Regions from separate parts of the Homo sapiens genome. Here region 1 is linked to region 2. The links are chromatin loops, found by intact Hi-C in ENCODE. Cell type or tissue: natural killer cell. All regions are shown on one strand. Links, peaks and the distances in the headings refer to the core of each region. The heading gives the core; the rest is flanking DNA. Region 1 overlaps CD96 (CD96 molecule). Region 2 has its middle 220 kb from the start of CD96.

What was found. Hi-C counts contacts between places; a loop is a spot of excess contacts. Peaks named below come from ENCODE experiments on the same cell type or tissue, not always from the same donor. Only the 100,000 strongest peaks of a DNase experiment are listed, where the experiment ranks them.
Region 1: it touches region 2 in a loop (6-fold over the local background); 3 of 110 quality-filtered maps call a loop at or near these places.

The regions. Positions count from the first base shown.
Region 1 is chr3:111,620,757-111,636,168 of GRCh38, forward strand. CD96 (CD96 molecule) reads left to right here. Exons shown (of 14, transcript NM_005816.5): 9 at 2,998-3,066; 10 at 3,577-3,648. It also overlaps the pseudogene NT5C3AP2. Among named protein-coding and RNA genes, the nearest start is that of ZBED2, 33 kb to the left of the region's middle. In natural killer cell, for the core only: no CTCF peak of the experiment used is centred there; no DNase peak of the experiment used is centred there.
Region 2 is chr3:111,315,268-111,330,679 of GRCh38, forward strand. No RefSeq gene overlaps it. Among named protein-coding and RNA genes, the nearest start is that of CD96, 220 kb to the right of the region's middle. In natural killer cell, for the core only: no CTCF peak of the experiment used is centred there; DNase peaks (open chromatin) are centred at 9,064 and 9,574; H3K27ac peaks cover 1,092 bases.

The sequences.
Region 1 (15,412 bases), core at 2,678-10,677, 300 kb after region 2:
AAAGCAACATAGATGTCTAAGTTGGGGCAGAGACATAGTCACACAAGGATTAAGGCAGCATGCATCCCTGAGGCATGTTTCTCCCCCAACAAGGTCCCTAAATAACATAATAGGTAGAATCAAATGAGTGAGTTCTCCTTCTCCTGCAGTAACCCTTGAGAAATGATTTATGTCACATTATTTTCTGACCTCCAGAAGAGAACATTTAATCAGTCATTTTAATATAAATGAAATTCCCAATCAAGTTATACTTCATCAGGATTCCTGTGATTCCTGCCAGAATTAAATCACATGTCCTGGTCAGTGCCAGCACCCAGTGTGGGCAACCAGGCTGGCATAGGAAAGTGTCTGTTGCTTGCAGGTAAGATATATTTTTAAAGGCTGCTGGCAGTTGCTTATTAGACTGAGATTTCTAGGTAGTGGTCATGTAGTTTACAAATAAATATTAAGTTCTTTGATGTTTATTTCCTAGATCTTTTTCATCATCCTCATTATGACAATTGTTATCATAGCACCACTGTTAAGAACAATTCCTTTGAATTTACTTACCAAGTCTCTCAGCAAATACTTTTGGAGGTTAATTCTCAGCATGAGAGAGAGAAGGTAGGGGAGGAAGGAGGAAAGAACCATCTTTATTCATTAGGAAGAGCCTATCATATCTCTCAGTATCTCACAGTGTTCAAATTACTTATACCTAATTTATTTATTTTCTTCTATATAATTTTTACCTTGTCTTGTCCCAAAAGGAATATGAAGTAACTTTAAAAATACATAACAATACAGAATTTTGAAAAGAGGTAACTGAAGGAATTGCTGCAGAGAGAACAAAAGCAAAGTCTTCTTAATGACAGAAATAAAATTATAAATCACTTGGTGATCCATAGGTTTGTAAAATGGTATAACAAGGCAGTTGTCCAGAAGCACAGCCGCTCTTAATGCAGAGACTGCCTGGGCCCTCCTCTAGAGGGCGTGGTGGAGCACAGTCCCAGGGACTTTCTCACTGCAAGTGAACAATGGCGACCCCTCCCCGCATCGTATTAGACTGTCATCTAGTGTCAGCCAATGGGAAAATCCTCAGTACTATATAAGAGCAATTCCACAGTGACTAGGAATGTAGTTCCAATACTCAGTTCAAAGCAATCTACAAAAGCATCATATATGCTTTAGGTAGTCAATCTTGTGCAATTTTTCTATTAATACAGCCTTTGATGAATGGTGGGAGGCAGTGAGCTAGAAGTTACAATTACCGCACAAGAATCTGGTACTGATGGCTCAGTGGGATGGCAGAGGAGAAGAATTGTAGGTGATTCTGCCAGTGAGAAGTTATTACCCTACCACAAAGCTAATGCCCCAGCCTACTATCACACTCTGTATTTCTGACTATTAGCCCTTTTCTAGTGCAACACTTTGGAATGTAGTTCTTGACTTGGGCCAGGCCTGGGGAAGAAAGAATTAGTTACCTTAGATCAACTTTCTTCCAGAAAGACCAAGGTAAATGGGGTAATTGTGGAACTCCTCAGGAGATTCAAGTGGCCTATAGTTAGAATATGCTTGTATTATCAACATCTGCTAAACTGCAAGTGACCTATTTTACAGATTCTAAGACATACTTTTTAGCATTTACTACATGTCAGGCACTCTTCTAAGTATTTTATATGTATGACTCTTTTAATCATGAAGCCACGGTGTGTAAGTATCTTTTTGTAGTTCATTGATAGGCTGCATTGCAAAAAAAGGTTATCATTGATGACCTCTGGATGTGAACTACTTATAAATGCATTAACCACAATGCCAACTTATTCATTTGATTTGATTGCCCATGTTCTCTATTTAAGGCATGTCCTTTCACATAACTGAGGTACCAGGAAAGCTGGCTGCCATTCACTACCAACTAAAGCTTGAGGATGAATGAACATACTGGCTATCATACTGTAATGATATTTTATAGGATACTTTACACAATTATACAGCATTCTTTTTATGAAGATCTGGGGAAAAGTTTCTTTTTAATCACAACAAAAAGAATAACTATTTCTCTAGCTATTCATAATAATACTGTTTTTATCTTATTATATTCATCAAGCACATAACCTATACTCTTTATTTCTTAGCACTTCCTACCAGAAAGGTCAGACCAAATGTGGGGCCCACATCTACTAAGAGCATAAGACATCAGGAAATGCACTTTGTCCACTATCCCTGTTTAGGTTTCAACAGGACTCAACATAATTTTTCTACTGTATTTTCCTTGTTCCTATTTTGCCTTTCTGCTTTTATCTTCTTGTATTGCACATTGATATAAACCACCTTAAATACATTTTGGACCAAAAGAGAAATGCACACAAAATGTATTTAAAATTTTTATTTCCAAGAGATATAAACCTGATTTCAATGGACTGTTGTTGGATATTCTTCTTTAATCTACCTTGCTTTATATAATAGTTCTAAAATATAGAGCTATTTTCAAATGAATATGAATCAGTCTTTCATTTTGGGGGAGTGAGGGGGAAGGAAGAGAATGTAACAATTATGGAGTATAAAGATGGAGAAATGACTTTGCAAACTAACAATTGAAGTAAATATGAAACCATATTTAGCATGTGAAGATACGGTTTTCACAGTAGTATTTGTGAAAATTCACTATAAGGTAAGTTTCATGAGAGCAGGGACCCTGTCTTCATTGTTTATTACTATATCCCCAGCGTGCAGAATAGAGTCTGGCATACAGTAGACACTGAAATAATATATTTTGAAAGTATGAATATAATACATTTAGAATTAGGAAACCGGGTTAATAGCAAAGAAATGATATTGGATATTGATTATTTAACCACAAGCATATTCCTTTTGGATTCGGTTTCATCATTTATAAAATGAGGCTGTTCACTAAGATTCTTTCCAACTCTAATATTCCAGGCTCTTGTTAAATGTAGTGGCACAGTTAAACATACGAATGTAAATACATATAATAATTTGGGAATTTTATTTTCAAAATAGGATATCCAGCTACATCTTCAGTGACCCTTGTAGATGTGAGTGCCTTGAGGCCAAACACCACTCCTCAACGTGAGTTCAGCAAAGTTTTCCTACATGATTGGAAAGAGACAACACACTCACAAGTTTTACTACTGCTTCTATAATGTTGACGTTTCAGCAAACAGCTGTATTTTTCATTTGATGTTTGTTAATATCTTGGTTTTGGGTTACTCTGCGGTGACTATATATTGATATGACAATTTCTATAATCTTAAAAAATAAGGGCTGGTGATTTATTATATTGTATCTTTTATTTGTCAAGGGATTTTAAGGTAATATTAAAGTAGTCTTCACAATACTCTCAGTGATCTGAGTTTGTGACAAGAACAGAAAAAGAACACAAATCAGTGACAAGCTGGCATTAAACATAAACTACAGAGCTTTTGCTTAATATGCCAGCTAGTGTTCCTGCATAGGGAAGCACATTTTCAATTTCAGATTTCCCCAAAGTCACATAGATTAAAAATTCTGTGCATCAAAGCAAAGTTAAATTACAGCTTTCGAAAAAAGCTGGATTCTGAAAATAATTTTGTCTTTCAGCCAGCAATTCCAGTATGACTACCCGAGGCTTCAACTATCCCTGGACCTCCAGTGGGACAGATACCAAAAAATGTTAAGTATAATCGTGGGTCCCTTGAGTCCTCTGGACTTCAGTCATTCATCCGACAGATATATTGAACGACATCTATGTGCTTTGTTTGTAATAATATTTGCAAATGTTCACAAAGCATCTATCATGTTTAAAGTATTGTTGTAGATTCTGAGACTACACCCATGGACAAAAGAGATCTAAGCTCCAAATTCTGATTAAGGGGAGACAGACAAGTGGTGATAAGTTATATGAAAAAAAGGCACAGGAGGGAGACAGTGGGAATCGAGAGTGAAGGGTTGCCATTTTAAATGGGCAGTCTTGAAAGGTCTTACTGAGGAAGGTGACATCTGAGCAATGCTATAACCAGTCAACCCGAAAGAGCAAGCTGTGAATATATTTGGGGAAAGAGCAAACTAGCTAGAAAATGCGTATCAGTAATAAAAATGAAAAGAGAGAGACCAACGTGAGTCCAGAAATTGTTTCATTCTTCCTTTTAATCTGGCCAACTAGCAGTAGAGTCTGTAAGTGCTGCTTTAGCAGATACAGACAGGATCTGAAGAAGAAATATATTGCCTCTTAGTGGTATTAGACAACGATCAGTGTGGTGGGGAAGTGGTAAGGAAGGAGGCTGGAGCAAAAGGAGAGAGGACGATGGATGCCACAGGGCCAGAACTCTGAATTTAAATGTTAGACTCTTTGCCACAAAGCGTAATGTGTATGTCCCTTTGGAAAGCATTTAAGTTTTACAGTTAAAACCTTTAAAAATATTTCATATACTCTTGCTCCCTCATTCCTGGGAACTTGTCCTTAGGCAAGAAAGAGAGAAAAAGAACATGAATAGGACTGCTCTTTGTAGCATTGTTTATTTATTTTATCTTTTTGATGGCCCTCAGGCTCACAGATTTGAATTAATCATAATATTTAATTCATGAGACACTTTCATCATTGGTCGATGCATGACCCTCTGTAATTTAACATATTTCTTTTAATAAATATGTTAATGTAATAGACACCCATGAACCCAGTACCCAAATATAAGAATTGAAAAGACAGTATTCAGAAGGGGGAGCATAGAAAGAAATCTAAAAATAAATGGAACTTAAGTGTCTATCAAAGATGGTGTGGCAGATTACTGTGAAAAGAGGAGACTGTTCAGCAAAAGGATCTAGAAATAGTGATTATTGATAAGAAAAAAAATTAAAATGTACCCCTGCCATGCACATTACACAAAAATAACTCTATATAGTTTAAGATCTTTATGTCAAAAGCAAAACATTAAAACATGGAATAAAATAAATGTGGATTTCCTCCTGCTTTGGAGTAGGGAAGGGCTTAACAAAGAGACATAACCATAAAAAATATGTAAAAATTAGAATAAAATTAAGAAACTTGGGTTCATCAAAAGACGTCTTTAAAAAGTAAAACAAAAAGCAAGCTATAATCTGGGGAACATATTTGCCACACATATAATTGAAAATGAATCAGGAATATATAATTGACTAAGGATCAAAATTTTACATCAAGAGATTACAAAGAATGCCTACAAATTAATAACAAATATGACAAAATAAACAAAAGTCACACCACAAAACATGAAACACACGTGGCTAGAAACATCTAAAGAAATGCTCAATCTCGGCCGGGTGCAGTGGCTCACGCCTGTAATCCCAGCACTTTGGGAGGCTGAGGCGGGTGGATCACGAGGTCAGGAGATCAAGACCATCCTGGCTAACAGTGAAGCCCCATCTCTACTGAAAATACAAAAAATTAGCCAGGCGTGGTGGTGGGCACCTGTAGTCCCAGCTACTCGGGAGGCTGAGGCAGGAGAATGGTGTGAACCCGGGAGGCGGAGCTCGCAGTGAGCCAAGATCGAGATTGCGCCACTGCACTCCAGCCTGGGTGACAGAGTAAGACTCCGTCTCAAAAAAAAAAAAAAAAAAAAAAGAAATGCTCAGTGTCTCTGGTAATCAGGAAATATAAATGAAGACTAGAATTAGAAAATCATTTTATATGTAATCAGTTTACAAAAATTAAGAAATCTGATATTGCCAACTATTGAATAGGATTTATCCAGCATCCTTTCAACATAATTTCTTATATGTTACTGGTGGTACCATCACTTTCCACCATCCTTTGGCATTGTATTTCAAAGCTGAATATGTGCATACCTACAATCCAACAATTCTATTCCTAGATATAAAAATCCCTCCAAAATTAGTACATCTATGCATGAGATATGCACACAAATGTTTGGAGGAAACACTGTTCATATAGCAAAAACTTTAAGTAATCTAAATGGCCATAGTCAGGAGGACAGATAAATAAATTGTAGTATACTAATAAAATATAATATTAAAGAGCAATGAAAAACAAGTGAATGGCAACCATATACAACAGCATGAATGAATCTTAATAACATTATGTTGAATTAAAAAGTAAATACCAAATAACAACATATGGCATATTTTCTAATGAAATTTTAAAGCAAGTATAAACACCATATGCCTTAGACGTAATATGTGATATAAAATTTTAAGCTTTATAAGTGAATAATAATTATAAACATTCAGGACAGCATTTGCTTTTGATGGAGATATAAGGGATGAGACAGGGAGAAAACATGTATAAATCTGTGTACATGAGTAGGAGTGAGAGGGTATTAAGAGGGTGAAAAATATGTTCAGTAATAAGAAATGGCAAATAGGATGAGATAACTCAATGAAATACTATGAAGCCAGCCAAAACAATAGCCATAACCCTGATCCGTTCTTCTTCACTGGGCAGGACCTCACAGCTGGGGCCTCCAGCCACCCCACCAGCTGTATTCTATGGACAGAACTCTGATGTCTCCTTGGGACAGAGTGCCTTGTGGGAGGGGTGGGCCATCACCTTGGTTGTTTGGATGACTCAGCCCTTCCAGCCTGTAGGCACTGGAAAGTCCAAACGGAACAGAGCAGAGGCAGTTCCACAACACAGTTCCCCAGCACAGCTGTTTTGTTAAGGAATGACCAGACTGCTTCTTTAAACAGACCCAGATCCATTCCTCCTCACTGGGAGGGTCCTCCCAGCCAGGGCCTCTGGCCAGCCCCACCCATGTTCTATGGCCAACAGAGTTCTAATTTCTTCCTGGGACAGAGTGCCCAGTGGGTGAGGCAGACATTTGCTGTTTGGGCATCTCATCCAGTTCAGGCTGTGGGCCTTGAAGAGCCCAAATCAATTGGGTGCTGAAGAGATCTCCAACATAGCACAGCTGCTCTACCAAAATGCAGCCAGACTGCATCTTTAAGCAGGTCCCTGATTCCATTCCTCTTGACTGGGTGAGATCTTCCAACTGGAATCTCCAACCACCTCCTACAGGCACGGTCAGGCCAGCAACAGGTCAGTACCCCCCTGGGACAGAGCTTTCAGAGGAATAGGCAGGTGGCCATATTTGCTGTTTCACAACCTTCACTGATGATACCTCCAGGTACTGGAAAAACCAATGTGACTAGGGTCTGGGGTAGACCCGTAGCAAACCACAGTAGCCCTACAGAAGAGTGCCCAGACTAGTCGTTCAAAGAAAACAAATAAAACACAACAGCAACAACAAAACAAAAAAACCATCCAAAGGTCAGCAAACTCAAAGATCAAAGGCAGATAAGCCCACAAAGATGAGAAAGAATTAGCACAAAAACACTGAAAACTTTAAAAAAAGAAAAAGAAAAAGAAAAAAAACAACAACCAGAATGCTCCCTTTCCTCCAAATAATCTCAACACCTGCCCAGCAATGGTTCAGATCTGGGCTAAGGCTGAGATCACTGAAATGACAGAAGTAGCCTTCAGAATATGGATAAAAATGAAGTTCACTGAGCTAAAGGAGCACATTGTAACCCAATGCAAAGAAGCTAAGAATCATGATAAAACAATGCAGGAGTTGACAGCCTAAATAGCCAGTACAGAGAGGAACATAACCAATCTGATAGAGCTGAAAAACACACTACAAAAACTTCACAATGCAATCACAAGCTTTAATAGCAGAATAGACCAAGTGGAGGCAAGAATCTCAGAGCTTGAAGATTGTCTTTCTGAAATAAGACAGGCCAACAAAAACAGAAAACAGAGTGAAAAAAATGAACAAAACATTTGAGAAACAGGGGATTATGCAATGAGACTGAATCTATGACTGATTGGGGTACCTGAAAGAGACAAGAATGGAACCAACTTGGAAAACATACCATCCAGGAGAACTTCACCAACCTAGCAATACAAGCCAACATTAATTTCAGGAAATACAGAGAACCCCAGTAAGATACTCCATGAGAAGATCATTCCCAAGACACATAATCGTCAGATTCTCCAAGGTCAAAATGAAAGAAAAAAATGGTAAGGGCAGGCAGAGAAAAAGGCCAGGTCACCTACAAAGGGGAAGCCCATCAGACTAACAGTGGACCTCTCAGCAGAAATCCCACAATCCAGAAGAGATTGGGAGCCTACATTCAACATACATAAAAAAGAATTTTCAACCCAGAATTTCATATCTGGCCAAACTAAGCTTCATACATAAGGAAGAAATAATATCCTTTTCAGACAAGCAAATGCTGAGAGAATGCATTACCACCAGATCTGCTTTAGAAGAGGTCCTGAAGGAAGCACTAAAAATGGAAAGGAAAGACCATTACCTGCCACTACAAAAAAACGCTGAAGTATACAGGCCATTGACATTATGAAGCAACCATATAAACAAGTCTGAAAAATAACCAGCTAGCATCATGATTACAGGATCAAATCCACACACAGCAATATTAATTTTAAATGTAAATGGGCTAAATGCCCCAATTAAAAGACACAGAATGGCAAGCTGGATAAAGAACCAAGACCTGTCAGTATGCTGTCTTCAAGAGACCCATCTCACATGCAAAGACACACAGAGGCTCAAAATAAAGGGATGGAGGGAAATTTGCCAAACAAATGGAAAACAGGAAAAAGCAGAGGTTGCAGTCTTAGTCTCTGACAAAGCATACTTTAAACCAACAAAGATAAAAAAAAAAGACAAAGAAGAGCATTACATAATGGTAAATGGTTCAATTCAACAAGAAGACCTAATTGTCCTAAACATATATGCACACATACAGGAGCACTCAGATTCATAAAGAAAGTTCTTAGAGACCCTCAAAGAGACTTAGACTCTCATGCAATAATAGTGGGAGACTTTAACACCCCAGTGAAAATATTAGACAGATCATCAAGGCAAAAATCAACAAAGACATTCAGGACTTGAACTCAGCTCTGGATCAAGTTGACCTGATAGATATCTACAGAACTCTTTACCCAAAAACAACAGAATATATACATTCTTCTCATCACCTCATGGCACTTCCTCTAAAATTTATCACATAATCAGAAACAAAACACTCCTCAGTAAATGCAAAAGAATGGAAATCATAACAAAGTCTCTCAGACCACAGCACAATCAAATGAGAACTCAAGATTAAGAAATTCACTCAAAACCATACAACTACATAAAAATTGAACAACCTGCTCCTGAATGACTTTCAGGTTAATAATGAAATTAAGGCAGAAATCAAGAAGTTCTTTGAAACCAAGAACAACAATACAATGTACCAGAATCTCTGGGACACAGCTAAAGCAGTGCTAAGAAGGAAATCGATAGCACTAAATGCTCACATCAAAAAGCTAGAAAAATCTCAAGTTAACAACTAACATCACAACTAAAAGAACTAGAGAACCAGGAGCAAACAAACCCCAAAGCTAGCAGAAGACAAGAAATAACCAAGATTGGAACTGAAATGAAGGAGATAGACACACAAAAAACCTTTCAATAAATCAGCCAATCTAGGAGCTGGTTTTTTAAAAAAGATTAATATGATAAATATACCACTAGCTAGACTAATAAGAAGAAAAGCGAGAAGAATCAAACACAATCAGAAATTATAAGAGGGATATTACCACTGACCCCACAGAAATACAAACAATCGTTAGAGAAAAGTATAAACACCTCTCTGCAAATAAACTAAAAAATCTAGAAGAAATAGATAAGTTCCTGGGCATATACACCCTCCAAAGACTGAACCAGGAAGAAACTGAATCCCTGAATAGACCAATAACAAGTTCTGAAATTGAGACAGTAATTAATAGCCTACTAACCAAAAAAATCCCAGGATTATATGGATTCACAACTGGATTCTACCAGAGGAACAAAGAAGAACTGGTACCATTCCTACTGAAACCATTCTAAAAAATTTAAAAGAAGGAAATGCTTCCTAACTCATTCCATGAGGCCAGCATCATCCTGATACCAAAACCTGGCAGAGATACAACAAAAAAAGAAAACTTCAGACCAATATCCTTGATGAACATCAATGCAAAAATCCTCAACAAAATACTAGCAAACCAAACTCAGCAGCACATCAAAAAGCTTATCCACCATGATCAAGTTGGCTTCATTCCCAGGATTCAAGGCTGGTTCTACATACACTAATTAATAAATGTGATTCATCACATAAACAGAACTAAAGACAGAAACCACATGATTATCTCAAAAGATGCAGAAAAGGCCTTCAGTAAAATTTAACATCTTAAAAACTCTCAATAAACTAAGGATTGAAAGAACATACCTCAAAATAATAAGAACCATATATGACAAACCCACAGCCAATATCATGCTGAATGGGCAAAATCTGGTAGCATTCCCCTTGAAAACCGGTACAGGGTTGCCCTCTCTCAGCGTTTCTATTCAACATAGTATTGGAAGTTCTGGCCAGGGCAGCCAGGCAAGAGAAAGAAATAAAGCACATTTAAATAGGAAATAAAGGAAGTTGAACTATCTTTGTTTGCAGATGACATGATTCTATATCTAGAAAATCACATTTTCTCAGCCCAAAACTTCTTAAGCTGATAAGCAACTTCAGCAAAATCTCAGGATACAAAATGAATGTGCAAAAATTGCTAGCAATCCTATACACCAACAACAGGCAAGCTGACAGCCAAATCATGAATGAATTCCCATTCACAATTACCACAAAAAAGAATAAAATACCTAGGAGTACAGCTAACAAAGGAAGTGAAGAGCCTCTTCAAGAACTACAAGCCACTGCTCAAAGAAATCAGAGATGACACAAATGCAAAAACATTCCATGCACATGGGTAGGAAGAATCAGTATCATGAAAATGCCCATACTGTCCAAAGCAATTTATAGATTCAATGCTATTTCCATTAAACTACCATTGACATTCTTCACAGAACTGGAAAAAAAAAAAACTATTTTAAAAGAGCCCAAATAGCCAAGGCAACCCAAAGCAAAAAGAACAAAGCTGGAGGCATCATGCTACCCAACTTCAAACTATACTGCAGGGCTATAGTAACCAAAACAGCATTGTACTGGTACAAGAACACACACATAGACGAATAGAACAGAATAGAGAACCCAGAAATAAGACTACACACCTACAACTATCTGATCTTTGACAAACCTGACAAAAACAAGCAATGAGAAAAGGATTCCCTATTTAATAAATTGTGCTGGGAGAAATGGCTAGCCATATGCAGAAAACTTAAACTGGACCCCTTCCTTACACCATATACAAAAATCAGTTCAAGATGGATTAAAGACTTAAACCCAAAACTATAAAAACCCTAGAAGAAAAGCTAGGCTATACCATTCAGGATATAGGACGGGCAAAGATTTCATGATGAAGATGCCAAAAGCAATTGCAACAAAAACAAAAATTGACAAATGGGACTTAATTAAACTAAGAAGCTTATGCACAGCAAAAGAAACTATCAACAGAGTAAACAGACAACCTACAGAATGGGATAAAATTTTTGCCATCTATCCATCTGAAAAAGGTATAATAGCCAGCATCTATAAATACCTTAAACTAATTTACAAGCAAAAAACAAACAACCCCATTAAAAAGTGGGCAAAGGACATGAACAGACAGTTCTCAAAAGAAGACATACATGTGGCCAGAAACATGAAAAAAAAGCTCAACATCACTGATCATTAGAGAAATGCAAATCGAAACCGCAATGAGATACCATCTCACACCAGTCAGAATGTCTATTACTAAATAGTCAAAAAACAACAGATGCTGATGAGGGTGTGGAGAAAAAGGAATGCTTTTATACTGCTGGTGGAAGTGTAAATTAGTTCAACATTGTGGAAGACATTGTGGCGATTCCTCAAAGACCTAGATGCAGAAATATCATTCGACCCAGCAATCCCATTACTGAGTGTATACCCAAAGGAATATAAATCATTCTATTATTCAAGACACATGCAAGGGTATGTTCATTGCAGCACTATTCACAATAGCAAAGACATGGAATCAACCTAAATGCCCATCAATAATAGACTGGATAAAGAAAATGTAATACATATACACCATGCAATACTATACAGTCATAAAAAGGAATGAGATCATGTCCTTTGCAGGGACATGGATGGAGTTGGAATCTGTTATTTTCAGCAAACTAATGCAGGAATAAAAAGCCAAACACCACATGTTCTCGAATTTTCTCCATGTCAGCAGTGTTATCATTTATGTGTTCACTGAGGTGGCACTTTTAGTTGCCTTCAATAACTTTTTCTTTGCATTCACAACTTGGCTAACAATTTGGCCCAAAAGGCCTAGCTTTGAGCCCATCTCAGCTTTTGACGTACCTTCCTCACTAAGCTTAATTATTTCTAGCATTTGATTTAAAGTGAGAAAAGTGCTTCTCTTCCTTTCCTTTGAATACTTAGAGGCTGTTTTAGGATTATTAATTGGCCTAATTTCAATATTGTTTTGTCTCAGATTAAAAAAAAAAGGCCCAAGGAGAGGAAGAGGGATGGGGGAACCACCAGCAAGTGAAGCAGTTAGAACACACACAACATTTATCAATTAAGTTCTCCATCTTCTACGGGTGCAGTTTGTGATGCCTCAAAATAATTTCAATGGTAACATTTAAGATCCCTGATCACAGATTACCATAGTAGATATAACAATAATATGAAAGTTTGGAATATTGCAAGAATTACCAAAATGTGGCACAAAGACATGAATTGAGCACATGCTGTTGGAAAAAAAATGGCACCTATAGACTTGCTTGACACAGGGTTGCCACAAAGCTACAATTTGTAAAAAAATAAAAATAAAAAAAACAAATGCAGTATCTGTGTCTGTGATACAGATACATGGTCAGGCACGCCTGCACCAATTTCTGGGGGCTTCATGGGTTTCCCCATGGTTAAGGCATAAGCCCCATACTTCCAAAGCTTGTGAATGTCATCTTTGTCAGCAAGAGTATGAGGGCCACATTTGTGGACCAGGTGGACATGGCAAAACTGGGCACAGAAGCTAGCATCAGTGTGTGCATCCTGGCGGCAGAGGTGGTGCTGGCCCAGTACATATTCACCTTGAAAAGGAAGATGAGATGAAAAATCAAGATCATCAAAATTCCTGTGTCCAGGCCTTGTATCTCCGGATATTGTTTGCCACCTATACTGTTGTTCAAGGACAAAATCGAAAACAGAAGAACTCAGAATGCCTTAAGGAGTATTGAATAGCTAAGAAGTTGCTCATCAAAAGTCTGCTGTGCATGTAAAAATGATGCAAGAATTCCAGAAAAGTTCAGTTTGCATCAAGAACCCTGCAAAAATAACAAATTATCTGTGGTTTTATTAAAGGAAGATGCCAAACTTTAGTAATAATGGACTTTGATATGACACTAAGTAGATTTTCCTACCAAGGGAAAAGATGCCTAATGTGTCATAATATGATTGACAACTATAAACTTGTCACAGGTGAATGTCAAAGAGGTTATTGCAACTAAAGGAAAAATATTTTATTATTGAAGTTGAACCTGTTAACTTCAAGAGAAGTACCCATTTATGGTAGAATAGTATGCTGCCCATCAATAGTGTCTTTGTTGAACAAACTTTACCAAAAAATGAAATTTAAAGAAATCGTGGAAGAATCTGATGTTATGCTCAAGGAAGGATATAATAATTTACTTGAGAAGCTCCAATAACACAGTATTCATGTTCATATTTTCAGCAGATACTGGTGCTGTAGAGAAGTTTATCAGTCAAGCTGGTGTTTATCATCCAAATGTCAAAGTAGTGTTTGTTTGTAGATTTGTGAAAATGTGTACTCAAAGGATTTAAAGGAGAATTACCTCATGCAGTTAACGAACATAATGTTGCCTTGAAGTACACAGAACATTTCAGTCAATTAAAAGACAATAGCGACAGGGCACGGTGGCTCACGCCTGTAATTCCAGCACTTTGGGAGGCTGAGTCAGGTGGATCACCTGAGGTCAGAAGTTTGAGACCAGCCTGACCAGAGTGGAGAAACCCCGTCTCTACTAAAAATACAAAATTAGCCAGGCATGGTGGCACATACCTGTAATCCCAGCTTCTTGAGAGGCTGAGATGGGAGAATCACTTGAACCCGGGAGGCAGAGGTTGCAGTGAGTGCGATTGCGCCATTGCACTCCAACCTGGGTAACAAGAGAAAAACTCTGTCTCAAAAAAAAAAAAATAGACAATAGTAACATAATTCTGCTGAGACTCCCAAGAAGACTTTAAAAGGGCATACAAATTAGCCAAATTTTCACATTCTGAAAATTAGATCCCTAAATGATAGAGTGGATAAGCATTCAGGAAAGTATTGTTTCATCAAAAGATGAATCACTAGAAGTAGCCAACTCCATCTTACAGACGATTCTATAAACAAGCATTCTTCAGGATGTTCTCTCCTGCAGGAGCAAGAGATACCAGAATTGTTCATCTCTTCATCTTGCTGAAAGGCTATTTTTTATAATATCTTTCTGGTCTTGAAAGTTTACCTTTATGTATTTAAGTGTTTTCAGACATGTGGAATCCATCAACGGGAAACTCCATTTTCTTCACCTCTCTCACCATACTTCCCACTACATGTTATTAACAGATTAAAAACAAAACAAAAAACCTCAAAGTCAAAATTAGAAAAATAACTCCCTACTTTTCCAAAGTGGCTTATGTTTTTTAATTTTTTAATTATTTTGAGGGGTCTTTTAAAATTGGGAAAGTTAGTAGAAGTCCAAAAAGAAGTTTCATGAAATTACAAAAAGAAAATGGCATAATTTTAAGTGTTGTAATGTTTGTAATTTGTAATTGTGCTGATGGTATCACCATCTCCTGAAATCGTGTTATGTTAGGCTATTTTGCTTGGGGAAAATCAATATTGACCAGAAAAGCCTGGCACTGTATACTTGCTGAAAACTATTAGTGTCCACACATCATTAACCATTACAAAATGTTCTATATTGACTCACTGATAATAAACATGAAATGGAAAATATTTTTAAATACCCATTTTCCTTAAATGGATTGTGCTTATTCAGCCATTTAGACTTTAGCGTAAATTAATTTATCCCATTCTTTCTTGCAAACATACTTTGATGAGATACAAAATAAAGACATCAAGGTCAGAAAGTAAGAAAGGAGTCACCATACCATATTGAGCAAAAAACTACAAGGTTATTCAGAACAAACTTCCTTCTTCATAATTTTACCTAAATCTAGGCCTAGTCCCAATTGTTTTTCAGTTAGTTATTGCTCTTTGGAAATCAAATTCCGGCGAATGGCATAATCATTAAAAAATTCTTAGTCCATCATCATCAATAGACCTTGATATTCTGTCTAGAACAAAAATTAATATGCAGTATCAGAGAGTTATATTGAAAATAAGAACAGCTCCCTGAACTCAGACTGAAAAAAAGCTGTGTATGAAACCACTCTTACTTCTCAGGTGACCCCA
Region 2 (15,412 bases), core at 4,423-12,422:
GATTTAGGGGTGGATAATTCTCTCACTAAATCTGAAGCGTTTATTTTGGAAGAGCAGTTTCAGACTTATTCTGGCTCCAGAGTACAGGACTAAAGCTAATAAGGAAAAAATACAGTGTAACAGTTTGCAGCCCAGCACATGGGAGAATTGTCTAATAATCTACCTAAAAACTAAATACACTAGCCTAGGAGGTAGTGAATTTCCTAAATCTACATGTCCAAGCAGAAACAAGCAATTACAATGCAAACAAAATTTGATGAATGCTTCATGAGCAAATCATAGAAGGAAATTTAAGCATCATATAGATGATAATGTCTAATCTTAGCATACAGTGCTCAGTGGCTAAGGTATAAGAGCTGCAGAGAAGCTTATAGATAGTATACTCTTGGACAAAATTGGCCTTGACTTTGTTTCAGCTTGTTGGATAATGCTTGAATGGTATTATATTGGTTAATGAGTAGAGGCTGATGAACCCTCTAGAAGGTTTTAGGAGAGTTTTAAGAAACTATTGCTAGAACATAGGAAGAGCTCTGGAATGGGAATTAGGAAGCAGGAGTGTGATTTTTGGTGTCAGAATTAATCTTCGGGAGTTACCAGGCAGGTTGCTATGACTCAAGTGTCCTTAACTATAGAACAAGATTCAACTTTTATTTATTCTTAGAGACTTTGAATTGCATGTTGGACTTCTAATAGCCCCAGGGCAGAGATATAGTAACTTATAAAAACACTCTGTGGGCCTGTGGTGTGTATTACTAAAGAGGAGTTCCTTCTGAGCTCAGATTTCTTTGTTGAACAGATCTCTGTATGAATACAAATAATCATTAGGGAGACAGCTGGCTGTTGCTGTGTATCACCGATAAAACACTCTTTTCACATTCCTGTCTTTTCTTCCTGGGAATTTTGCCAGAAGGGCTGAGAGCAAGTGTTTGGGTAAGCAAGTGGGGTTTTCTCTCTGCTTCTGTAAGGTCCCGTGGGATGTATTGATTCTCCTACATCTGTAGCATCAGGGACGAACACGCATCTAACAGACCAGGATAAATAGACTATGCAGGGCCAGTTCTCCTGAGCTGATTTTGTTGACAGGGAGGCCAATGATATTAAAGTGGCAAGGCCATTTGCACTGTCAAGAGTTGAAGGTTTCTGGGACTTCTGCCTATTGCAGTTGTTGGGAGGAGCAGATACTAGAGAGGAAGATCTGGGACACCAGTTTGTCCTTTTCTGTTCTTATGCTGTACCTACCCAGGACACTTAGCTATTTTCATAATTTCAGCTATCACATATAAGCAAATGACCTTCATCTCTATATCCTTGCCCTTTGTTTTAGATCTGTATGACCAAATTTCTGTTTGACATCTTTATCTGAATATCACACGGGAACTTCAAACTCAACATATTCAAAGATGAACTTATGATTCCTCTAAAATTACTCCTGCTTTTGCATTTTATTTACAAGTGAATGGCTGCACAGTCCACCCAGTCATTCCAGAAAGAATCTTTTATTCATTCACTCACTGATCTGAAATATATTTATTTGACTGCATACTCTGTATCAGGCAATGTTTGCTTCTTGTCTGTATAGTTAAAAGACAAAATCCCCATCCTCTAGACAGTGCATTTTAGTGGGAAGATATTGACTTTGAGTGTGGCAAGAATAACAATAAAAATCAAATAAAATGGGCACACTAATAAAAGAATTTCAAGCAATAATAAGATCTAAAAAGAACAAGGAATAGAATAGAAGGTGGGAGTTTCAGGAGGACAGTCAGAAGCTACTCTACCAGGGTGGTCAGGGAAAGAAGTTAAGGAGCTGACATTTAAGTAAATAATTAAAATCTGCTGCTGTAGGAAGATTTGAAGAAACAATAAATGCAAAGTTTCTACATCTATGTGTGCAAATTATGTATGTGTGTATGTATGTATACATATTACACATATAATTCTATATATTACAGATACACATGTCTGTATATATATAGATATATACATAAATATGTATTATATACATTATATATATTTTTACACATATATACATATATGTGTGTGTACATATGTGTGTGTATGTTTCTATATATGTATATATGTAAATTTCTTGTCCAAAACTAGAGTTCAAAAGTACAATATAAAGGATTAAATAATATAAAAACCTTATACAGGGTTAAGTAAATGAATACCCATATAAATGGGAAAAGATGAAGGTAAACCAACAGTGATTTATATTCAAAAATAAGAATAGCAAAAATTTCAAACCATGCCCAACTCAAGACCACGTTAGTGACATGTTCACTAATGCAAGAGTCCTTTCTGAAAAGTGTTGGAAGTTTGACCACTGGCACATGCACCTGAAGAGAAAGAGTTTGTAGTTTTATCAAGCACTTTGCAGCTACCAGTTTTCTCAACTAATCACTGAATTGAGAAACGTTGATAAAGTCAAGGGACCTGCTAATTTTAAGTTTAAGATGTTTATAGATGCAAAAATTCTCAACAAAATCTAGCAAACCAAATCCAGCAGCACATCAAAAAGCTAATCTACCGTGATCAAGTAGGCTTTATCCTTGGGATGCAAGGTTGGTTCAACATATGCAAATCAATAAATGTGATTCATCACATAAAAAGAGCTAAAAACAACCATATGATCATGTCAATAGATGCAGGAAAGGCTTTTGATAAAATTCAGCATGTCTTTATATTAAAAACTCTCAACACACTCATTGAAGGAACATACTTCAAAATAATAAGAGCCATCTGTGAAAAACCCACAGCCCACATCATACTAAATGGGCAAAAGCTGGAAGCATAACCTTTGAAAACCAGAACAAGACAAGGATACCCTCTCTCACCTCTCTCAACACTCCTATTCAACATAGTACTGGAATTCCTGGCCAGAGCAATCAGGCAACATGGAGAAATAAAGGGCATCCAAATAGGAAGAGAGGAAGTCAAACTATCCATGTGTGCAGATGACATGATTCTATACCAGAAAGCCCCATAGTCTCTGCCCCAAAGCTCCTTGATCTGATAAACTTAACAAAGTGTCAGGAAAAAAATCAATGTACAAAAATCAGTAGCACTCCTATACATCAACAACATCCAAGCTGAATGCAAATCAAGAATGCAATCCCATTCACAATAGCCCAAAAGGAGTAAAGTACCTACGAATACAGCTAATCAGGAAGGTGAAAGATCTCTAAAACAAGAGTTGCAAAACACTGTTCAAATAAATCAGAGATGACACAAATGGAAAAAGATTCCATGCTCACAGATAGGAAGAATCAATATTGTTAAAATGGCCATGCTGCCCTAGGCAATTTATAGCTTCAATGCTATTCCCATCAAACTACCAATGATATTCTTCACAGAATTAGAAAACACTATTTTAAGATTCATATGGAACCGAAAAAGAGCCCCAATAGCCAAAGCAATCTTAAGTAAAAAGAACAAAGCTGGAGACATCACATTATCCTACTTCAAACTATACTATGAGGCTGCAGTCACCAAAAGAGCATGATACTGGTACAAAAACAGACACATAAACCAATGTAACAGAAGAGAGAGCCCAGAAATAATTCTGCACACTGATGAGAATCTGATTTTTGACACAGTAGACAAAAACAAGCAATGGGGAAATGATTTCCTATTCAATAAATAGTGCTGGGGCCAGGCGCGGTGGCTCACGCCTGTAATCCCAGCACTTTGGGAGGCCGAGGCGGGCGGATCATGAGGTCAGGAGATCGAGACCATCCTAGCTAACATGGTGAAACCCCATCTCTACTAAAAATAGAAAAAAATAGCCGGGCATGGTGGTGGGTGCCTGTAGTCCCAGCTACTCAGGAGGCTGAGGCAGTAGAATGGCATGAACCTGGGAGGCGGAGCTTGCAGTGAGCCGAGATCGGGCCAGTGCACTCCAGCCTGGGTGACAGAACGAGACTCCATCTCAAAATAAATAAATAAATAAATAAATAGTGCTGGGATAACTGGCTAGCCATATGCAAAAGATTGAAACTGGACCCCTTCCTTACACCAAATACAAAAATCAACACAAGATGGATTAAAGACTTAAATATAAAACCTAAAACTATAAAGGCCCTGGAAGATAATCTAGAAAACACCATTCTGGACATAGGACCTGGCAAAAATTTCATGACAAAGATGCCAAAAGCAATTACAATGAAAACAATAATTGATGAATGGGACCTAACTAAACCAAAGAGCTTCTGTACAGCAAAAGAAATTACCAACAGAGTAAATATACAACCTACAGTATAGGAGAAAATGTTTGCGAACTATGCGTCTGACAAAGGCAAAATATCAAGAATCTATAAGGAGCTTTAACAAATTAACAAGCAAAAAAAAAAAAACAAAAAAACAAAAAACAAAACCAAAAAGTGGGCAAGGGACATTAATAGACATTTTTCAAAAGAAGACACACAAATGGCCAACAAGCATATGAAAAAATGCTCAACATCACTAATCATTAGAGAATTGCAAACCAAAACCACAATGAGATACCATCTCACACCTGTCAGAATGGCTGTTATTAAAAGTCAAAAAGTAACAGACACTTATACACTGTTGGTTGGAATGTAAATTAGTTCAGCCAATATGAAAAGCAGTTTGGTGATTTCTCAAAGAACTTAAAACAAAATACCATTCAACCCCGAAATCCCATTACTGGCTATGTACCCAAGGAAATATAAATTGTTCTACCATAAAGACATGTGCACATGTATGTTCATTGCAGCACTATTCACAATAGTAAAGACATGGAATCAAACTAAATGCCTATTAACAGTAGGCCGAATAAAGAAAATGTGGTATATACTGCATGGAATACTAAGCAGTCATAAAGAAGAATGAGGTTATGTCCTTTGCAGCAACATAGACGGAGCTGGAGGTCATAATCCTAAGTGAACTAACACAGGAACAGAAGAGCAAATACCGTACGTTCTCACTTATAAGTTGGAGCTAAACATTGAGTACCTATGGATAAAAAGAAGGGAACACCAGATACCTACTTAAGGGCGAAGGGTTGGGGGAAGGTGAGGATTGAAAAAACTACATATCAAGTACTATGCTTATTATCTGGGTGATGAAATAATATGTACACCAAGCCCTTATGACATGCAATTTACCTATATAACAAACGTGCACGTGTACCCTGAACCTAAAACAAAAGTTTTTTTAAAGTTTAGCATGTTTAAAAATTTAATTATTATTAACACTATTGAGTTTCAAGTAAATCTTGGTATTATGCAAAAATGAATGTCTATAAGTTAGGACTTATATATGTTTTTCACTCGAGCAACATTTATCTCAAGTTTAATATACAAGGCACTGGACTAAGCCCTGTAAAGTATATGAACACAAATCAGATACAGAGCTTTCCCTGAAGAAGCTCACAATTCAAATGAAAGAGAGAAAAATGTACATAAGTGACTGTAAATCAAGACAGAAAGAAATTACTCTCTTAGTAAAGATTTTAAGGGGGGTCAGAAGATGATGAAATAAATTCCATTTGGAGGAAATAAGAAACAACTTCAGAAAAGACATGACCTTTGAAGCATTGGTTGAATTTGAACATGAAGAACTAGAAGGAGAGCCTTCCAGTAGCATGAAGCTGCGAGAAATGGTGAGATAGCACAGGGATGTGGTAGCCATTGGCCTTTCATGTATATTTTGACTCTCCCTTCCTGCCAGGCATGTGGTAGGATTGTACATCCCTTCTCACTTGAAATTTGTTATGACAACATGGGTCATTTTGATAAATGAAATATGAACAGAAGGGATGTACATTATTTGTGGGCAGAATGAGCACACACTTCACCAAATTGCCTGAACTGTCACAGTGCTTATGGAAACATGAGTCAATATGGAGCTTCCAACAACCTGGGTCGCTAAGCATTGAAATGAGCAGGATGCTGCCACCCCTAACAAACTTAAAAAATATATATTCCTTTTGTGTGTGTGTGTGAAGCAACTGAGATATTGGACTATTTGGTAACACAGCATACACTAGTTCATTCTAATACAAGAATTGTGTACAGTTCAGCCCGGCAGAAGCTTCAAATATAGGAAAGGCAGTGGTGGGAGAGGAGTGACAGATACATAATTATACAATTACAGCAAAATGTGAGAAGTATTCTCATCAAGGTTAACATTCTCAATATATAAAGATGTATATAGATCAATAAGAGAAAGCCTTAGATAACAGCAGGCAAATGGAAATAGGCACAGAGGTTGACAAAATATAACTAATAAGCATATAAAAATGTTAAACATTATTGGTAATTAATGAAATTCAAATGTAAAGAATGAAATGGTACTATCTGCCTTTAAATTTGGCAAAAATATTAAAAATAATAGGATCCTCCCTTGTGTTTTCTGATGGGAATGCAAACTATAGAAATTTCCAGGGAACAACTTGGCAACATGCATGAATGACCTTAAATTTAACCAAGTAATACCTCTTCAAGAAACATTACTTTCTTTTTCACTAATTAAGTCTCTTTAATTTAAAGTTTCCGAAACCAACCAGACATGGTGTGTCCAAATAAGGGTATTTATTGAAAAGATACTGGTGAATCTGGGGATATACAAGGAATGGGTAAAATTCCAGGCTTTGGGAAGGTCAGGAACCAGGGCAGCTTTGGCGATCTTATCAGCAGGATCATTCTTCCTCTGGAATGTTGCCAGTATGTGACTTGGCTAGAAATAACACTCAGTGTCTATGTCTCTCGGGTTAAAATGCCAAATTCCAAAACTAAATAGACTAGTTTGGGTCTGGCATACAACACTGCACACATTAGGTATGGTTAGAAAGGCAGGATTCCACAGCTTGAATATAAATATAGAAAACACCTGCGGGAGGAGCAGGTGGTTCCCAGAGAAGAGATGTTTAACAGGCCACTTGATATGTATCTTAAGGAAATGATCAGAAGTGGGAACAAAGGTTTCTGTGTAAGAGGTTCATCCTAGTGATATTTAAAACAGCAGAAAAAAAGAAACCCAAAAGTCCAGGGGGATGTTGTTTACTTAAATTATTATGAACTATTATTTTCAGTTAAAATTTGTATTCATGAAGAATTCAGTGTTGTGGGAAAAGTGCAAATAATATTATATCCAGTAAAACATTTTTTATAAAAGTTTTTAAAATGCCACAAAACATAAAAATATTAACCAAGGTCTAGTGTGACTGGTAGAGAAGGTTATGAAGAATGAGTACTTTTAAAATTTTTCTTGATTTAAGCAAATTACCTATGATGGTCATGCATGACTTTTATAATCAGAAATTTATGCTATTTTAAAGAAGATGTGCTTGATAGAGGCAGTATTTAGCAGTAGTTGAAATTCCAGAGTTAATCATTCTGTGTTTATATTTTGGTTCTGCCATTTATTAGCTGAGCAATCTTGATCACATGGATTGACCTCGTTCAGGCTGAGTTTTTGTATCTGAACGTGGAGAAATAATAATTCTTACAGCCTTGGGCTTTGTGAGCATTAAGTGTATGTAAAACACTTAGCCCGCTGATGTTTCTCACATCTGATGAAAGGTAGCTATTGTTATAATAACTGAGGAGCACAGATAAGGAACAACTAATCCTACCCGGAAGAGCAAGAAAATGTGATATTTTAACTAGATCTTCTTTCATTTGTATTTATTTCTTGATATAGGGTGCTACTATAAATTGGGTCATTTTGAAAGGAAGTTGGCGATAAATCAAATCCATTAATATAAACATTCCCATAATGTATGGCTCCTCTTCACTTTAAAAGTGCGCCAGGTAGCTTCTGAACTGTGCTCACACAGGGAGACGCATGGGTCTAAGCAATGCAACGAAAAGGCTTGATTCTCCCAGAGCCCTCTGGGGCTTGAACATCTGCAGTGGGGCAAGTTAGACCAACTTCAATAAAGAGTCAGTGCAACCTCCAGCCTCTGGTGCAAAGAAGCCATGAGCTTTGCTTCTCCTTGGCACAGAGGGTGACCTAGAAGCTGCAAAGCCAGGACCAAGTGGCAACTGCCATCTGTACAAAGCAGTGTTGTAATGGGGCTGGGGCTGGTAGGGGTGTGCAGTCCTTGCCCTAATTCTGCCTTTATGTTTCCTTTCTTGCCTCTCCCTCCCTGTCTGAAGCTAAAATTGAAAATAGAGTTTAGAATCTGAAGCTCTCTTACAACCCTCTTTTCTTTCCAATAGGCAAATAGTTCTCATCCATTTTCCACATAAGCCTTACTGTCTTGCTTGGCTAAAGTTTTTCTGACCCTCAAGGTACTTCAGATCATTTGTAGATAATGGGAAAAGCAGTGCCGTTTTATTAATAATAAAGGCCCAAAGCATAAACACATAGTGCCACTCAGCAATATTTATTTTTTAAAAAACCCAAACACGAAACTTTCATGTATGCTGAAATTAAAAGAGCCTTTTCTTTCCTGCTTTTTTGACTTTCTAGCTCCACCCAACCACATTTTTGCTTTTCCTTAAAATATGTACTAAGTGTACATTTAAGTGCAATAGATCATTCAGTACAGGCCAGGAGAGAGCTGATTTTGACTGGCCATCCTACCCTCTTCCCTTCTAAGACTCTTCAAATCAAAACTGTGATAATGGCCTTAGAAATCATCTTGCCTATACGTTTCCATTTTGCAGGTGTGGAAACAGACCCAGATATGCTATGAGATTTAAGATGCCAAGAGATATTAAGGCCTAACAGTTAGAATTATAGCCAGGTCTTCAGGAATTTATTTACCTCCTGAGCTCCCATTTATTTCATCACTCTCACTGTCTTAAGAGTAAAATGCAGCTGAACTGTGCCTGTCATGATAGCTAATTTTCATCTTGAAGATTTCTTAGAGCCTATAGTCCAAGTAAACTACGAGATGGGACAAAAGTAATTTACCTCACTCCACATGCCACTCCATTTCTCCTCTGTACCTCTAAGACCACCTGGGACTTTTTAAAAATACCAATATCAGGTCTTATTCTAGGCCTATTAGTTGAGAATCTCTCAGGGTTGAGCCCAAGTATTAGTATTTTTTAAAATCTCCCCAGGTGATTCTAACGTGTAGCCAGTGTTGAGAACCACTAGGCTGAGACTGCTTCCTTGTTTTTAGTTTCATTTTGTTCTAGCCTCCTTTTTTTTCCATTTCCTCCTCTCTTCCTTTATTATTCTCGTTCATTCCCTTTGCTACTTCTCTCTTATCTGGCTATAATAGGGAATTGAAGTTTATTGTTACATGTTTGCTATATATATTAATTTTTGTTTGCTGCTTGGGCATAATTTTTAAATCAGGTGATTTGAATCTTTTTTTCTCCTTCAAAATATCTTTTCTTCACCCTTCACAAAATTTAATTAGGTTTTTGCTAACATATAGCCTTCGGTTAACTTATTTTCCTGTGTGAAATGGACCTCTGTAGAAAAAAAAAAGGTGACAGAACTCTATCATTTAATGGTTATTAACATACCTTGGACACTATTGACCACCTTTTCTTTTCAAAACCCTTGACATTGCATTGTTCTGGCCTCTGACCACATCCTGACTGATGTTTCATGGCATCTATTTCTCTTCCAGCTCTAACAACCCATTTCTGCTCTCACTGTACACAGTCTTCCTTGGTGATCTCACCTACTTCACAGCATCTGTCTCCCATCGGTGTCTCTTTCACTCTTAACTTTCACTCTTACTCTCTTTCTGCAACTTTATAATTATTAGCTGAATAATCTCTATCCTTACCTTCCTTAGTTCTTCAAAATCAACATAAACTCATCTTTTCCTCTTCTTTTTGCATCTCCACAAAAGGTTCTTTCTCCATTTATCAATGCATATAGTTGTTCATTTATATCCTAATTTGTTCAAATGATAAATAAGTGTTTGCTATCTACAATATACCAGGTAGAATGATAGGTAAGGAAAAGCAATTTTGAGAAATTGAGTTATTGTTAACAATTACTCACTTCTTCCTTCTCCTGGAGAAGGTACTATATCCCCGCTCATTGCTGTGTGATTTATGGTGTTTTCCGTGTGGAAAGTAATACTTTTCTGCTTCATTGACTTTGGGTTTGGTTGGCCATGTGACATATTTTGGGCAAAGGAATATGGGCTGTGATATACACCATGAGTGAGCAAAGGCTTTCAAAAAGCATTGCAAGTTTGGCCAATGCTCTGGCCCTGCCTTCCCTTGCCTGAGAGCAGTATTCCCAGAGAGGGCTTGCCCCTTCTTCCTGGCTTCTGGAACGAGAGGCCATAGGCAAGAGAGCTGCAGCCTGAAGCAGAGCTGCAGCTGACTCACAGTCTACATATCATATGAGCAAGAAATAAATGATAGTTGAAAGCAAATGGTGCTTCGGAATTATTACAGCAGCTAAACTGTGTAATGCAGCAATGATGAATTAAACACTGTCCTTACCAGCCAGGGCTCAGAGTTCAGCAGAGATCTCCAATTCCTAAGATTTGTCTCTTCAGACATTTTCAATTTTCCCTCTTCCAATCTTCTAGATTCAGCATCCACATTGCCAACTCCTTTTCACTGCCTGTCATTCTCTCAATTATTGTCATAGCCTTTATTTCGTTTCCCTGCTCTCAACCTGCTTTCTTAACTCAATTTTTCCTGATAAGTCATTGCCACAGTATATGTTCGTTATGAATCCAAGTATGTTGCAAGTAATCCAAATCTCAACTCAAATTGATTTAAACAATGGAGATATTTATCTGGTTCATGTAACTGAGAGTGTTGAGGCAGAAATGACTTTAGGCAAGGCATGGTCCAATAATTCAAACAATACCAAGGACTTGTTTTCTCTCCATCATTTCTTTTTGACTTTTTTTTTTAAATAAAAAAAACCACAGCTTTATTGAGATATATATCACATACCGTAAAATTCACCTGTTGAAAATATACAATTTAAGGGTTTTAAGTATATTCAGAGTCAAGCAATCATCACCACAAACAATTTTAGAACATTTTTCATCACCTCAGAAAGAAACCCGTTAACCTTTAGGTATTACCCCCTAGTATCTCCATCCCCTCTTCCCCACAGGCCTAAGCAACAACTAATCTACTAGTATCTCCATCTCCCTCCCCCGCAGCCCTAAGCAACCACTAATCCACTTCCTGTGTCTCTAAATTGTCCTATTCTGGACATTTTATGCAAATAAAATCATGTACTACATGGTCCTTTGTGACTGGCATTTTTTCCCTTAGTATAATATTTTAAGGTTCATACATGTTATGGCATGTATCAATATTACATTGCTTTTCATGGCTGAGTAACATTCCATTGTATGACTATACCACATTTTGTTTTTTAATTAGTTGATAGATATTTGGGTTGTTACATCTTTTGTCTGTTATGAATAATGCTGCTATGAACATTTGTGTATTTTTTTGTGAACATATGTTTTCAATTGTCTTGGAATGAAATTGCTGACCCATATGGTAATTCTGTTTAACTTTTTGAGGAATTGCCAGATTGTTTTCCAAAGTATCTGCACCATTTCACAACCCCAACAGCAAGGTAGGCGGGTTTCAATTTCTCTAAATCTTCACCAACAACTATTATTGTCTGTCATTTTGATTATAGCCATCCTAGTGGCTGTGAAGTGGTATCTCGTTGTGGTTTTTACTGGCATTTTCCTAATGACTAATAATGTGAGCATTTTTTTTTCATGCACTATTGGCTATTTATATATCTTTTCTAGAGATGTGTCTATTCACATCATTTGTAGGTTTCTAAATCAAGTTCTCATTTTATTATTGAGTTGTAACAGCTCTTTATATATTCTTTATATATTCTGGATACAAGTCTCTTTCTCAGATATATGATTTGCAAGTATTTTCTTCCACCTCGTGAATTGTCTTTTTATTTTTTATATTTATATTTATATATTATTTATTTATTTTATTACTATTTATTTATTTTATTCATTTATTTTATATTTTTTGTATTTTTATTTTTGTGATTTTGTGTCTTTTGAAGCACAAAAGTTTTTAATTTTGATGAAGTCTAATTTATCTATTTTTTCTTTTGTCGTGTGCTTTTTGTGCCACATAAAAGAATCTGTTGCCAAATATGAGGTCATAAAGATTTACTGCTATGTTTTCTTAGAGTTTTGTAGTTTTAGCTCTTGCATCAAGATCTTTAATCCATTTTCAGTTATTTTTGCATATTGTATGAGGTTAAAAATATAACTTTACTCTTTTGCATGTGGCTATCTAATTGTTCTAACACTATTTGTTGAAAGGACTATTCTTTATCTATTCAATGGTCTTGGCATTGCATTGAAAATACAAATCAATTTGGGAGTCTAAATATTTGGAATTATATAGTGGTGATGGTTGCAGAACTTCGTGAATGTATTAAAAACCACTAAATAGGCCGGGTGCAGTGGCTCACGCCTGTAATCCCAACACTTTGGTAGGCCAAGATGGGCAGATCACAAGGTCAGAAGATCGAGACCATCCTGGCTAACATGGTGAAACCCTGTCTCTACTAAAAAATAACAAACAAACAAAAAAAATTAAACAGCCATGGTGGTGGGCACCTGTAGTCCCAGCTACTTGGGAGGCTGAGGCAGGAGAATGGCGTGAACTCGGGAGGCAGAGCTTGCAGTGAGCTGAGATTGTGCCACTGCACTTCAGCCTGGGTGACAGAGCAAGACTCTGTCTTAAAAAAAAAAAAAAAAAACCACTAAATCATACACTAAAAAAAGGTAGATTTTATGCTATTTGAATTCTTTTTCAATTAAAAAAAGTCTACCCATTCTCTAAGTTTTACTGATCTTCCTGAGCATATCTCCCAATCTGATCTGTTTGACTCTTCCTTTGAATATTTATCTTAGGCAGACCACTTTTATGCAACTGCCATGGCCTTCTCATATTTGTGTGACTTTCAAAGGTTTAAATGGGATGTATATTGAGATGGATATTACCACTAGAGACTGGTTGGTTATCCATAAAGAAACTATATAGGTAGCATTATAGTAGAGAAACTGCTGTGGTCCAACCCGTAATTCTAGCCTCACTATTCAAAAATTCTATCTTGTCAGTGTTCCACGTCAATCACATCTAGCTCACAATTCTTAAATGCACAAAAGTATGAACATGAGCCAAGAATGAAATTATGTTAATTTAGAATGAGATCAACTGTCTAGTAAACTGGTCATACTAGTGGATGGTCGTTCTCTGGCTATACAACAAATGCAATAGCAAAAGCCAGAAATTTGCTTGGTAGGCATGTAATCAGAGCGATGCTGTGATTCAAAAGCTTGGTACAAAAGATACTCTAGTCAAAAGCAGCTTCACAGTAGGGCTAAACCAGACAACAGAATTCAATAGTGTTTATCTCTGTGGCTCTCCTTTATCCAAGGATCACCTGATTCTTGTCCATCTTGCTTCTAGTCCAGGAAATATTCTATCTCCATGCTGCCGTTTTACAGACTTCTGATCATTCCTTATTCTCTGATTTCATAATTTGAATCCTAGAAAGAAGCCTTGCAGTAGTCCCAGCCAATGCTTGTTTTTTTCCCTCCTTGAGATTGTAAATTCCATAAGACAAAGACTGACTAGAGATTTGTATCTCTTGCAGTACCTACCATAGATCTGAGTGTTATAAGTATGATTAAAATGAACTGAATCTTGAGGAAATGTGCTATCTTCAAAACACATTTATTGGTAACTTTCTTTTCCTTCATGATATTGTGTATGACAATAGCAGAAATTTAAAATTCTGTCAATGTGGCTAATGTCAATTTCCTGCATTATATTGCTTCTCTATATTGAATAGATTTATTCTGAGGAATCCATGCCTTGTTTTATGTGAAGTCACTCAAGTAATTTTAACTCAAAAATAGCTATTACAAGTGCACTATCTTCTATTTCAGTGATTCTCAAACTTAGCTGTGAATCAGAATCACTGGGAGGGCTTGCTAAAACATAGATTGCTGATCCCCACCCCAGAACTTCTGATTAAGTAGGTCTGGGTTAGGGACCCAGAATTTGCATTTGTAACAGTCTTGTCCTCAGGTGGTGCTGATGCTGCTGGTTAAGAACTAAGTATGCTTGGAGAACCATTGCTCTCCTTCATCCCTCTTGGTCTTCAATGTTTGAATTGAAGCCTCAAAGTGTGGTCTGTGGGCCCAAAAACCTTCAGTACCCAAGAATTTATTAGAAGTCAAAGAGTTCGGGCCCCACTCGTGACCTCTGAGTCAGAATCTGGATTGTAACAAGATCGCTCAGGTGATGTGTATGCAAGTCATTAAAATTAGAGAAGCATTGACTTAGAGCACCAAGAGAGGTCACTTGCAAGCAGGCTAGAGAGGTGTCAAGTGAACAATGATCTAATTAAAAGTAACAGGAACCTGCAAGTGTGCTACATTGTGCATATTTAAGACTAAGCTGAGAGCAAAGAAAACAATGTGACTAAATCAGTCAGGGTCTTGGCAGGACACAGATGGGACTGAGTACTCAAAGAGGGAATTAAAGAGACTTTATTAAAGACATTATGTTAAAAGATATGGGCAGGATCAAGCTTACCTATAATAGATGATAAAACACTTATTAATATCAGCAAGAAGCTCTTACCACCAGTAGGCCTAAATGGCAAGGAGATCTGAAGGGAAGTGGAAGGCAGAAAAACACCCAGACTTCTTCTTCTTCTCATCCTTTAGTATCCTCATGCCTTCCACTGGCCAAATCCACCTAGAAGGCCAAGGGCACCCCAACCTAGCTAATACAGCCTCTAGAAGTCAGCCTCCTAGGGGCACAGAGAAGAATGCAGCAGGGTGGAGAGCTCTCCCTTAAAAGAGTCATTTATTGTCCAGGTACCAGTCAGAGTAGGTCAGATTGAAAGTTATACCCTTATTTTTTTAATATCCAAATAAAAGTATATGGGGGAAATGTTAATAATGTTGATATAGAATCAAAAAAATTAATAATGTTGATAGAGAAAATCCAAATATTCCTTCTTCACCTGCAACTGAGAAAATCCTAATGTCTGCCACCAAAGGAGAAAGCCTACAAGGTGGCATGTAATAATAACTTAGATACCGGTCAGTGAGTCAGCTGGCCATTCTTGCTGACCAAGATTGTCTGTAGAGCTCATATTGTAAATGAGGAATGGAAAAGTGAATAGGTAGCTGATCATCTCAGTGACTACAGGAACTGTGCAAAGGCTGGGTAAGCTTTGTTGGGATGAGCATGATGATAGAAGGTTCAAGCCAGGTCTCATGTGGAAACAAGAGTGAATGGGCAATTATTCTCTGGAGTGATTTTAAAATGTCTTAGGGTGAATTCTCTTGAAGGATGACACTCTGTGTATTGCTTATCCTAGGTCATAGCTTCCCATGTTATCATGAGTGCATATAAATTTCCCAGGGATCGTGTTAAAATACAGATTCTCCTTTAGTAAGTCTGGGCTAGGCCCT